2 separate regions of the Homo sapiens genome follow, and region 1 is linked to region 2. The links are chromatin contacts, found by Hi-C or POLR2A ChIA-PET in ENCODE. All regions are on one chromosome and are shown on one strand. The core of a region is the stretch at or near the end of the contact, and the rest is flanking DNA. Distances in the headings are between cores, read along the strand shown.

Region 1 (5,381 bases), core at 2,749-5,248, 250 kb after region 2:
CTACCCAAACATACGCTCTTACTAAATTCTTACCCATCCTTAATGTTTTTGCCCAAATTCCATTTTTTCTTGAGACAGGGTCTCACTCAGTCACGTAGGCTAGAGTGCAGTGGCATAATCACAGGTCACTACAGCCTTAAGCTCTCAGCCTCCCGAGAAGCTTGGACTAAAGTCATGCACCACCACACTCACCTAATTTTCGTATCTTTTGTAAAGACCGGTTTTGCCATGTTATCCAGACTAGTCCTGGACTCCTGGGCTCAAGCGATACACCTGCCGAGGCCTCCCAATGTGCTAGGACTACAGGTATGAGTTACTACACCGTCAACTTCCTCTTCTGAAGGGATCATTGACTCCTTCGTACTGGAAACACTGTACCAATTATGAAGCAATTATTTTACAGCATCTAATGCTGTGGTCATTAGCATAAAAATCGTGTCTTCTCAAGAAGACACTAATCCCAGCACTTTGGGAGGCTTAAGTGGGAGGATCGTTTGATGCCTGGAGTTCAAGGCTGCAGTGAACTCCTAAAGGATCTCCTGAAGGATGGGGGCTGTGTTTTACATATTGCACATCTGCCCTACACACTAAGACATATGTACAAGGTATTTTCTGAAGGAATGAAATGCATTAGTATATTTTTTACATATTCTAGATTTCAGTAATTGACCAAGTCTGAGAACAGAAATGCCTCCAAAATTTGCATTTGGCAAAAACTATGCAAATACACACACACACACACACACACACACACACACACACACACACACACGCACGCACACATATATACATATATCTCACAATACTAAGTACTATTAATAAAGCAACAAAGACAACAAAGCATCAAAATATTTCTTTCAATTTCATTCAATTTCAACAAATTATTCTTTGGGAAAAATTCAATGACCTGTTTTTCTAATACACCAGCATAGACTACTTGATATATAATTTATTACTAATATATTTAGTCAAGGTTAGCATTACTTAATAAGACAAGGTTATTATTTCATACCTAAATTGTGTGGTGCAGAAAAATTAGATGCCACACATTTTACTAGCTTCTTCCTGAACTCCAAACCCAATTCTATTTTAAAGATCCATTCTGGCCAGGTGCAGTGACTCACACCTGTAATCCCAGCACTTTGGGAGGCCAGGGCAGGCGGATCACTTGAGGTCAGGAGTTCGAGACCAGCCTGGCCAACATGGTGAAACCCCGTTTCTACAAAAAAAAAAAAAAAAAAAATACAAAAAATACAAAAATTAGCCAGATGTGGTGGTGCGCACTTGTAATCCCAGCAACTCGGGGGGCTGAGGCATAAGAATTGCTTGAACCTGGGAGGCGGCGGTTGCAGTGAGCCGAGATCGTATCACTGCACTCCAGCCTGGGCAACAAAGCGAACCGTATCAAAAACAAACAAACAACAACAACAACAAAAAGATCCATTCTACCAGACCTAAACCATTTAACAAGCACATACTACAAAATACACTATTAGTCGGCCGGGTGTGGTGGCTCATGCCTGTAATCTCAGCACTTCAGGAGGCCGAGGCAGGTGGATCACGAGGTCAGGAGATTGAAACCATCCTGGCTAACACAGTGAAACCCCATCTCTACTAAAAAAACAAAAAAATTAGCGGGGCGTGGTGGCGGGCACCTGTAGTCCCAGCTACTCAGGAGGCTGAGGCAAGAGAATGGCGTGAACCCAGGAAGGCGGAGCTTGCAGTGAGCCGAGATCACACCACTGCAGTCCAGCCTGGGAAACAGAGTGAGACTCCGTCTCAAAAAAAAAAAAAAAAAAAAATACACTATTAATCATTATGGAAGGTTTCTAATGTAGGTAAGAAATGGTTTACTCCATTTATTTCCGCCTTCAAGATAACCCACAAACACGATTCTTAAAAATTACCTGGATACTGACTGTAACAGAACAATCATAATAGAAGTTATTTTTAGCCTCAAGGGGAATTCATAAGGTCCTAAAACATTATGAGTGGCCTTAAAGGCTGAGAGTGTGGCGGGGCACAGTGGCTCACACCTGTAATCCCAGCACTCCGGGAGGCCGAGGTGGGCGGATACCTGAGGTCAGGAGTTTCACACCAGCCTGACCAACATGGAGAAAGCCCGTCTCTACTAAAAATACAAAAACTTAGCCAGGCTTGGTGGTGCATGCCTGTAATACCAGCTACTCGGGAGGCTGAGGTAGGAGAATCGCTTGAACCTGGGAGGCGGAGGTTGCAGTGAGCCAAGATCACACCACTACACTCCAGCCCGGGCAACAACGGCGAAACTCCATCTCAAAAAAAAAAAAAAAAACAAAAAGCTGAGAGTTTGATACATGCATGGCGGGTTCAAAGGCTTTGAGACTTGGTTTTAACATAACCTCAGATGCTCTCTAATCTTTGGGTATTTGTAAGATGGAAGAATAAAACGAGTGAAGACGATATGATACAAACAAATCATTCTATATTTTGACCCTCACATAATAAATCCTCTATTCTTTTTTTCTTTACAGCTCAAACTGTTTCCATTTTATTTTCTTTACAAATTCTTAATTCTTAAAGCCTATTTGTTTATAGGAACCACTTGCAATAGTACTAATAGCTGCTAACATGTATTGTGTTCCTGCTATGCGTCAGGTACATTTCAAATAATTTGAATACACTATTAACTTATGTAATACAATGATATCTATGAGAAGCATTATTATTAATACCCCCGTTTAACAGATGAGGAAACAGGCCAAATAAGTTGTCCAAGGGCATAAAAATCTAAATGCAGGCGGCCGGGTGCAGTGGCTCACACCTGTAATCCCAGCACTTTGGAAGGCCAAGGTGGGCGGATCATGAGGTCAGGAGATCGAGACCATCCTGGCTAACATGGTGAAACCCCCGTCTCTACTAAAAATACAAAAAATTAGCCAGGCGTGGTGGCAGGCGCCTATAGTTCCAGCTACTAGGGAGGCTGAGGCAGGAGAATGGCATGAACCCGGGAAGTGGAGCTTGCAGTGAGCAGAGATCACGCCATTGCACTCCAGCCTGGGCGACAGAGCGAGACTGCCTCAAAAAAAAAAAAAAAAAAAAAAATTAAATGCAGGCAATGTAGCTAGTCACTCACTGCTTAGTACTCTTACCTATATGTTACATATAGTATAGTAGGAGGAATGCTTCCCCAAATGACTACTGAAATACACACATTATACTATAAAAACTGTACTGTATTAGTTATAACTACTAAGTGATTATGTTCCCAGGCAAACTCAAAAAGCCTACTTTGTCACAATTTAGTTAGATGAAGACTACAGTAGAAAATTTAGATGGGAGCATCTAGCAACTTAATAGATCTCTTAATCCATTAACTGAATGTCAAGTACTCTGGCTTTCCTTTTCCTTCATAAAGGTAAATCGTTTGCCTTATGCTTAAAATGATCAAACATTATGTAAGGTGTTTTTGCTCAAAAATAAAATAAAACACAGCAGTTTTTCTAAGGTTAAACGGATTAAGAGTTGAAAGAAAAAAAAGCAGGACAGGCGCAGTGGCTCACGCCTGTAATCCTAGCACTTTGGGAGGCCGTGGAGGGAGGGGGGGATCACTTGAGGTCAGGAGTTCGAGACCAGCCTGGCCAACAAGGCGAAACCTCGTCTCTACTAAAAACACAAAAATTAGCTGGGCATGGTGGCAGGTGTCTGTAATCCCATATACTTGGGAGGTTGAGGCAGGAGAATCGCTTGAACCCAGGAGGCAGAGGTTACAGTGAGCTGAGATCACATCACTGCACTCAAACCTGGGTGATGGAGTGAGACTTCATCTCAATAAAAAAAAAAAAAGAAAGAAAAAAAAAGGAAAGGAAAAGAGATTCAAGCAGACAAGCGTACATATGTGGGAAAAAGGCAGATGGAATTAATTATGGCAGGAGCAGTGAGAGTTTAGAGGAAAATCAACAGTAAGTATAGGGAAATTCCCCTACAGGCACGATGAGAAACGGGTGGTGGGAAAAAGCAGACAGTGGCAGAGAAGCAGAAGTGGGCATCGCCTTCCTATATCAGTTGCCAAAAATATTACCACCCAGAAGAACATGATGGCAGCTAGAGAAAGGGAAACAAAAAGCTGGTTCTTTGAAAACATCAACAAAACTGACGACTTTTCAGCTAGACTGACCAAGAAAAAAAGACCAAATTACTACATTCAGAATGAAAATAGACATGTTACTAATTACCTTACAGAAATAAAACCCATTGGCCAGGCGTGGTGGCTCATGCCTGTAATCCCAGAACTTTGGGAGGCCAAGACAAGCGGATCACTTGAGGTCAGGAGTTCGAGACCAGCCTGGGCAATATGGTGAAACCCTGTCTCTACTAAAAATACAAAAAATCAGTCAGGCGTGGCGGGCACCTGTAATCCTAGCTACTTGGGAGGCTGAGGCAGGAGAATCGCTTCAACCCAGGAGGTGTGGATTGCAGTGAGCCAAGATTGCACCACTGCACTCCAGCCTGGGCGTTGCAGCAAGACTTGTGTCTTGGGAAAAAGAGAAATAAATAAAACTGATCATAAAGGACTACTATAGGCTGGAAGTGGTGGCTCACATCTGTAAAACCAGCACTGTGAGGGGATGAGGTGAGGGGAATTACTTCAGGCCCATGAGTTCGAGATCAGCCTGGGCAACACAGGAAGACCCTATCTCTATTGAGAAAAAAAAATTAATTAAAATATGTTTTTTAAAAATCCTATTTCTATACACTTGGAATGAATAATCTGACAAAGAAATTAAACAAACATGACCAGGCATGGTGGTTCACGCCTGTAATCCCAGCAATTTGGGAGGGTGATGCTGGCGGACCACTTGAGGTCAAGAGCTCAAGACCAGCCTAGCTAACATTGTGAAACCCCATCTCTACTAAAAATACAAAAAATTAGCCTGGGATGGTGGCATGTGCCTGTACTCCCAGCTACTCAGGAGACTGAGGCAGATAACTTGAACCGGGAGGCGGAGGCTGCAGTGAGCCAAGATCATGCCACTGCACTCCAGTCTGGGTGAGAGAGAGACTGTCTGAAAGGGGGGAAAAAAAAGAGAGAGGAAACATGAAATAAACATGAGGGAGTAAACCTGCTTTCTAACAGTAGTGTCCAATCCTTTGGCTTCCCTGGGCCACACTGGAAGAAGAATTGTCTTGGACCACACATAAAGTACACTAACACTAATGATAGCTAATAACCTTAAAACAAACAAAAAAAATTGCACAATAGTCTCATAATGTTTTAAGAAAGTTTATGAATGTGTGTTGGGCCACATTCAAAGCCATCCTGGGTCACATGTGACCCACGGGCTGTGAGTTGGACCAAGCTTGTTTATAAGAACCCACTTTTTGGGTAACTAATCCAGTCC
Region 2 (5,480 bases), core at 1,610-4,109:
AAGACAAAAAAAAAAAAAAAAAAAAAAAAGAAAGAAATTACCAGACCTTTTTTTGGAGAGGGGGAATTGTCTTTTTGTGGTTTTTCTCTTGAGACAGAGTCACCCTCTGTCACCCAGGCTGGAGTGCAGTGGTGTGATCTCCGCTCACTGCAACCTCCGCCTCCTGGGTTCAAGCGATTCTCCTGCCTCAACCTCCCAAGTAGTTGGGACTACAGCGCACGCCACCACACCCAGCTAAGTTTTTGTATTTTAGTAGAGTCGGGGGTCTCACCATGTTGCCCAGGCTGGTCTCGAATTCCTGAGCTCAAGCGATCCGCCCGCCTCGGCCTCCCAAAGTGCTGGGATTACAGACATAAATCAGGGCGCCCGGCCTGGACCCTTCTAACTGGTCCCCCTTTGAGTATTCCAAGTTTCTTCACATTCCAAGATTAGGATTGGACAGTGATAATGTAAAGTGCTCAAAAAGTTTTTGCACTCTTCAAAATAATTTTTTTAAGTCTACTGGCACAAATACATATAGCATTGCGTGATTTACATTACACCAATAATTCCTTGTACCATGACCTACGTATATGGTTGAGTCCTCTTAGGACCACTAGGGGGCTCTGCTAGAAGGGTTTATATAATTTATGTCAGCCCACTTAGGGGAAATGTTTTGAGATGATATTTTCGAATTCTGAACTCTTAAAACTTGAGAGAGATAATCTAATCCAGTTTTCTCGTTTCGTAGATGAGGAAATAAAAGCTGGCAAGAGAACTGCCATGGGAGAGAACTGGAATTTTAAAATCTCCTCTTGGTTCCTGGGGCGGGAGTTTAAGAAATTCTCTTTTGCCTTGTGCCCCCACTGATTCGCCTCCATTGGCTATTTCCATGTTTGCCACCACAATTTTAATTACTTTTGGTAAAACCATGTATTTGTGATATTTTTATAATAGATATTTTACTGATTGGCTAGGTGAAGAAAGTGCATGAAGTATAAACTTCTGAAATGACACCCTTATTACTTATTCCAAAATGTTCTATTCAAAATGCTTCTCAGTACCAAACCATTATTACTATGCACCTTAGAAACCACTTTCTTTTTTAAAAATTATTATCTTTAGAGACAGGATTTCACCATAGGGCCCAGGTTGGTCTCAAACTCCTGGGCTCAAGTGATCTGCTCCCCCTCGGCCTTCCAAAGTGCTGGGATTACAGGCGTGAGCCACCGCGCCCGACCAGAAACCACTTTCTTTTGTTTGTTTGTTTTTTGTTTTTTTTTGAGACGGAGTCTCGCTCCGTTGCCCAGACTGGAGTGCAGTGGCGCAATCTCGCTCGCTGCAAGCTCCGCCTCCCGGGTTCACGCCATTCTCCTGCCTCAGCCTCCCGAGTAGCTGGGACTACAGGCGCCCGCCACCACGCCCAGCTATTTTTTTTATATTTTTTTAGTAGAGACGGGGTTTCACCGTGTTAGCCAGGATGGTCTTGATCTCCTGACCTCGTGATCCGCCCGCCTCCGCCTCCCAAAGTGCTGGGATTACAGGCGTGAGCCACCGCACCTGGCCCAGAAACCACTTTCAAACTTACTTTCCACTTAAAATATTTTATACTTTTTGTTTTGTTTTGTTTTGTTTGAGACAGAATCTTGCACTGTGGCCCAGGCTGGAGTGCAGTGGCGCGATCTCGCTCACTGCAACCTCCGACCCCCAGGTTCAAGCGATGTTCCTGCCTCAGCCTCCAGAATAGCTGGGATTACAGGTGCCTGCCACCACACCTGGCTGATTTTTGTATTTTTAGTAGAGATGGGGTTTCACCATGTTGGCCAGACTGGTCTCGGACTCCTGACCTCAAGCGATCCGCCGCGCCAGCAAAAACGTTTTAGTCTTATCTGTACTCATTTACTCATTCAATATTTATTGAGTGCCTACTATCACCAGGCACCTTTGAGGCCTAGGTTTACAGAAATAAGGCTCCCCCTCCCCCACCCCGAGTCCCCTGAAGGGTACTGTAATTGTTTCCATTTCTCCAATTTTCACTTTAATATATGTGAATTTTCACATGCTTCATTCAGTTCAGTGGTTCTCATAATGTGGTCCCGGAACCAGCACCAACAGCAGCAGCAACTGGGAGACTTGTTAGAAGCGCAGTCTTAGGCCCACCCTACACTCTAGGGATGGGCATAGGAGTGTGTGTGTGTGTGTGTGTGTGTGTGTGTGAGAGAGAGAGAGAGAGAGAGAGAGAGATTGTGTGTGTGTGTCAAGCTCGGTATTAAATAGGTCAAAGAGCAACATCTGGCTTCTAAACCCACCCTCAGGCCTCTCCACCGAGTACCTGTCTCAAACCCAATCTGATCCAACAATAACCAGCCTTAATTCAATAATCTGTGCTACCTGAGATGATGGGAATAATCGTGGTACTATAAATGTTGCAGAACAAAAACGACTGCAGTAGATTTTCTGGGGCTACACCAACTGAAAATGGGCCGGACCGAGATCCGGGAGAGCGTTTTCCTGCGCTAGACACGGCGTTCAGCCTCCGGGTTCCGGGTCTAGCTGAGTCAGGGCGGCGTTCCAGCCGAGTGCGGCGTCGGAAACCCGTTCGGTTGCGCCCGAACCTTCGGTCAGAGGCCAGCGCTGGAAGCCCAGACCACAGCACCCGGGTTTAAACAGGAGCGGAGGCGCCGGGAAGGGCCGGGGGGGCCGGCTAGGGCCGGCCAGCTTGGAAGCCGCACCCTCGCGGCCCCAGACGCCGGCAGGGCGGAGCCACGCGGCCGCAGCCCCAGCCGAGACGCGAGCTCGTGGCTCGGGCGTATGGGGGCTCCAACGGGAGCGGCTGCGCCGCCCGGCCGGGTCAACGTCGTGCGCATGCGCCGACCCGGCGCCATTTTGGTGGCCGGGCGCGGAGGTGATTCCACACTGAGGCGAGCGCGGCGGCCGGGGTGGTAGTGGCAGTGTTCGTGTGCTCAGGTCTGAATCGCCGAGGGAGGAGGCGGTGGAGGAAGAGGTGGCGGCGGTGGCGGTGGTCGTAGCGGTGGCGGAGGAGGCGGGTACGAATCAGCTGCGGGCGGAGACATGGCCAACATCGCGGTGCAGCGAATCAAGCGGGAGTTCAAGGAGGTGCTGAAGAGCGAGGAGGTCAGAAATGAACTCCCGGATATCCCCCACCTCTGCCTGGGGCGGGAGGGTCCTCCCAGCTGCGACCCCGATATCCCCGGTAGTCCCTGGGTGGTCCTCCTTGCGGCCGCCCTTCTGCCTGTGAGGAAGCAGCAGTGTTCCCCTCCTCCTTCCGCCGCCTTCCCCTCCCCTCCCAGAGCGCTAGGATGGACGGTCTCGCGGGCGGGTGGTCTGGGGTGGAACATGGTTTGGGGAGGTGATGGACAGGGGGCAACTCCTCGGAGGGATGGAAGCTCACAAGAGAACCCGAGGCGGTGGCCGCAGCTGGAAATGTGGCTGTGGGGTGGGGAGGGAGCAGGCCGAGCCTGAGAAAACCCGGGAAGTGGGTTGGGGGAAGGGGAAAGGTGGTAACTGGATCCCAAGAGCAGTGCTGCTCGAAGGCCCACACTTTTGAGGGTATTCGGGGTTATTGCCTGTCAGGCCTTCACTGTTCTTTTCTTGGGGAAGGAGCAGTGAGTCCTTAGGTATTGATTAAAAAGGAAGGACATTCAGAGTTAGTCCTTCTTAGTTGGGTGTTAGGAGTCAAAGGGAGACATAATAGAATACTGTCTTATTTGGTGGCAGGGGTAAGGGAATTTTCACCTGAGTTAGCAAGTTAATTCCAAATAAGATAATTATCTCTTTTCCACTTAACCCCCAAATTCCTAGGCCTCATCTTTATTGACATCTCAATCTTTTGAGTGGGCAAAGGCAAGGTGTTTGGTGTATTAAAGACATGTAAATATTTTTAGTTAGGAAACAAATAATGGAATGTATGAGTAGCTTATTTCAAAATATTGTTTACAAGTTACAGATCAGAGAGACTGTCTTAAGACAGTGCCTCTGTGACTCGTGTTGTGCCACGAAACTTCATTATGATGTCCCTCATAGTTAACTTGATTCTTACTTTTGAAAAGCAGACCTATTAAAAATGTGAAATTTCACCAGATTAATACATTGTTTCATCTCCTTATTGAGATTTATCACGACTTAACAGATTTTCAAAAAAGTTGCCTCCCGTTGCTCTTAAGTCCTGCAGAATTTAGATACATTTGTACTACGTTTATTTATGTAAGATATTCACAGTGCTCTAGTAATTTGACTCAAAATTATGCAAGTATTAGTACAGTTTCTCATACCAAGATCAACAAGAATGCCAGATTGTCTTCCCCACATGAATTAAACAAAAAGTAATACAGAAAATGATTATTTTCAAGATTCACATACCATTATTGAATATATCATTGCTATTTGTGTTTTTCTTTTACAGTTAGTACTTTAATAGTGTCAATAATAATTTGTGAAATTCAGCATTCTAAGTATGTGATGAGTATACATGGAGAAAAAATTATTTAAAATTCAAAAATGACAACAGACTTATTGAAAGTAGTATATAAGTCATGGTCGGTTTTACAGAGCATGTGTATGAACTCTGACCTCTATGTTTGTTCATATGCCAAAACTCTGAATGGAAGGATGACTTTGTATTTTGTGGTACAATGCAGAAATAGAGTCATAAGTGTCTGTACTGATACAATGAAACAGCAATTTTAACTTATTTAATATGAAAATGTATTCCAGGTTAGTTGACATATATACTCCTAATGAAAGCAGTTGTTGTTGCCAACAACTGAAAACATTTCTTGTTTAATAAGGTTGTACAAGCCTGAAACTTAATAGACTTTTAATGCTTTATTTTCTGTTACTTACGGTAACAGAAACAGTAAGTTACTGCTCTGGTAATTAATGTGGTCTCTTTGCTTTTTATGAGCTGACTTTTCACCGTGGTATTCTTAGTACTAAGTTGAAGATTACCAGAAATACTTGTATTGCTCTCTAGTAATGCATATTAAAAAAACACTGCTCTTTATACGTAAGGGATGTTGAAGCCTTACTTCAGATAAGCATCAAAAGTGTTTCAGAAGAAGAAAACAGGAAATGCAAACAGACAGGTTTTTTGTTGTTTTTGTTGTTTGTTTGTTTTGTTTTGTTTTGTTTAGAACAGTACCTGTATAAATATGGAAGGAAACTTCTGGGAAAATAAGTTGGAAAGAACATTTAGGAAAGGGTCACATCATTTAATCTTGGAATAAATATAACCAATAAATAGCTTATTTTCACCAGTATTTTTTGATATTTTAGTAGCCCCAGTTCTATAAGTGTATTGTTATTTTCAACTCATTGAAGACTTGTAGTATAGTCCATGTGTTTCCTTTTTAAGGGTGTAAATACAGTCTTTTGAATGGCTGATCAAATAAATGTTTCATCATGTCACTTTTTTGGTAAATCAGCACTTTACCGAAGTTTATTTCATGTGTTTGTATGCTTGTGTTTACTAAGAACACTGG

What was found. Hi-C counts contacts between places; a loop is a spot of excess contacts on that map. ChIA-PET counts read pairs that join two places held with the same protein, here RNA polymerase II (POLR2A). Pooled maps may share reads with other maps.
Region 1: a pooled map shows a loop between it and region 2 (3-fold over the local background). The contact joins the enhancer-like site here to the promoter of UBE2K in region 2. A Hi-C loop is called at or near these places in 1 of 168 maps with a recorded cell type or tissue (GM18951) and 7 of 50 pooled maps. POLR2A ChIA-PET finds 5 or more read pairs at or near these places in 8 of 52 experiments (Caco-2, GM12878, IMR-90 and 5 more).

What each region holds. Positions count from the first base shown.
Region 1 is chr4:39,942,398-39,947,778 of GRCh38, forward strand. The region is part of intron 2 of PDS5A (PDS5 cohesin associated factor A); the gene reads right to left. Among named protein-coding and RNA genes, the nearest start is that of PDS5A, 33 kb to the right of the region's middle. Within about 2 kb of position 3,999, at least 6 of the 41 ENCODE cell types and tissues checked have a DNase peak (open chromatin) inside an H3K27ac peak, as active enhancers do; they include GM12878, where a contact is called at or near this core.
Region 2 is chr4:39,695,277-39,700,756 of GRCh38, forward strand. UBE2K (ubiquitin conjugating enzyme E2 K) reads left to right here and starts at 2,860. Exons shown (of 7, transcript NM_005339.5): 1 at 2,860-3,114. The coding sequence starts at 3,052. RefSeq lists an enhancer at 2,414-2,473 and a silencer at 2,554-2,843.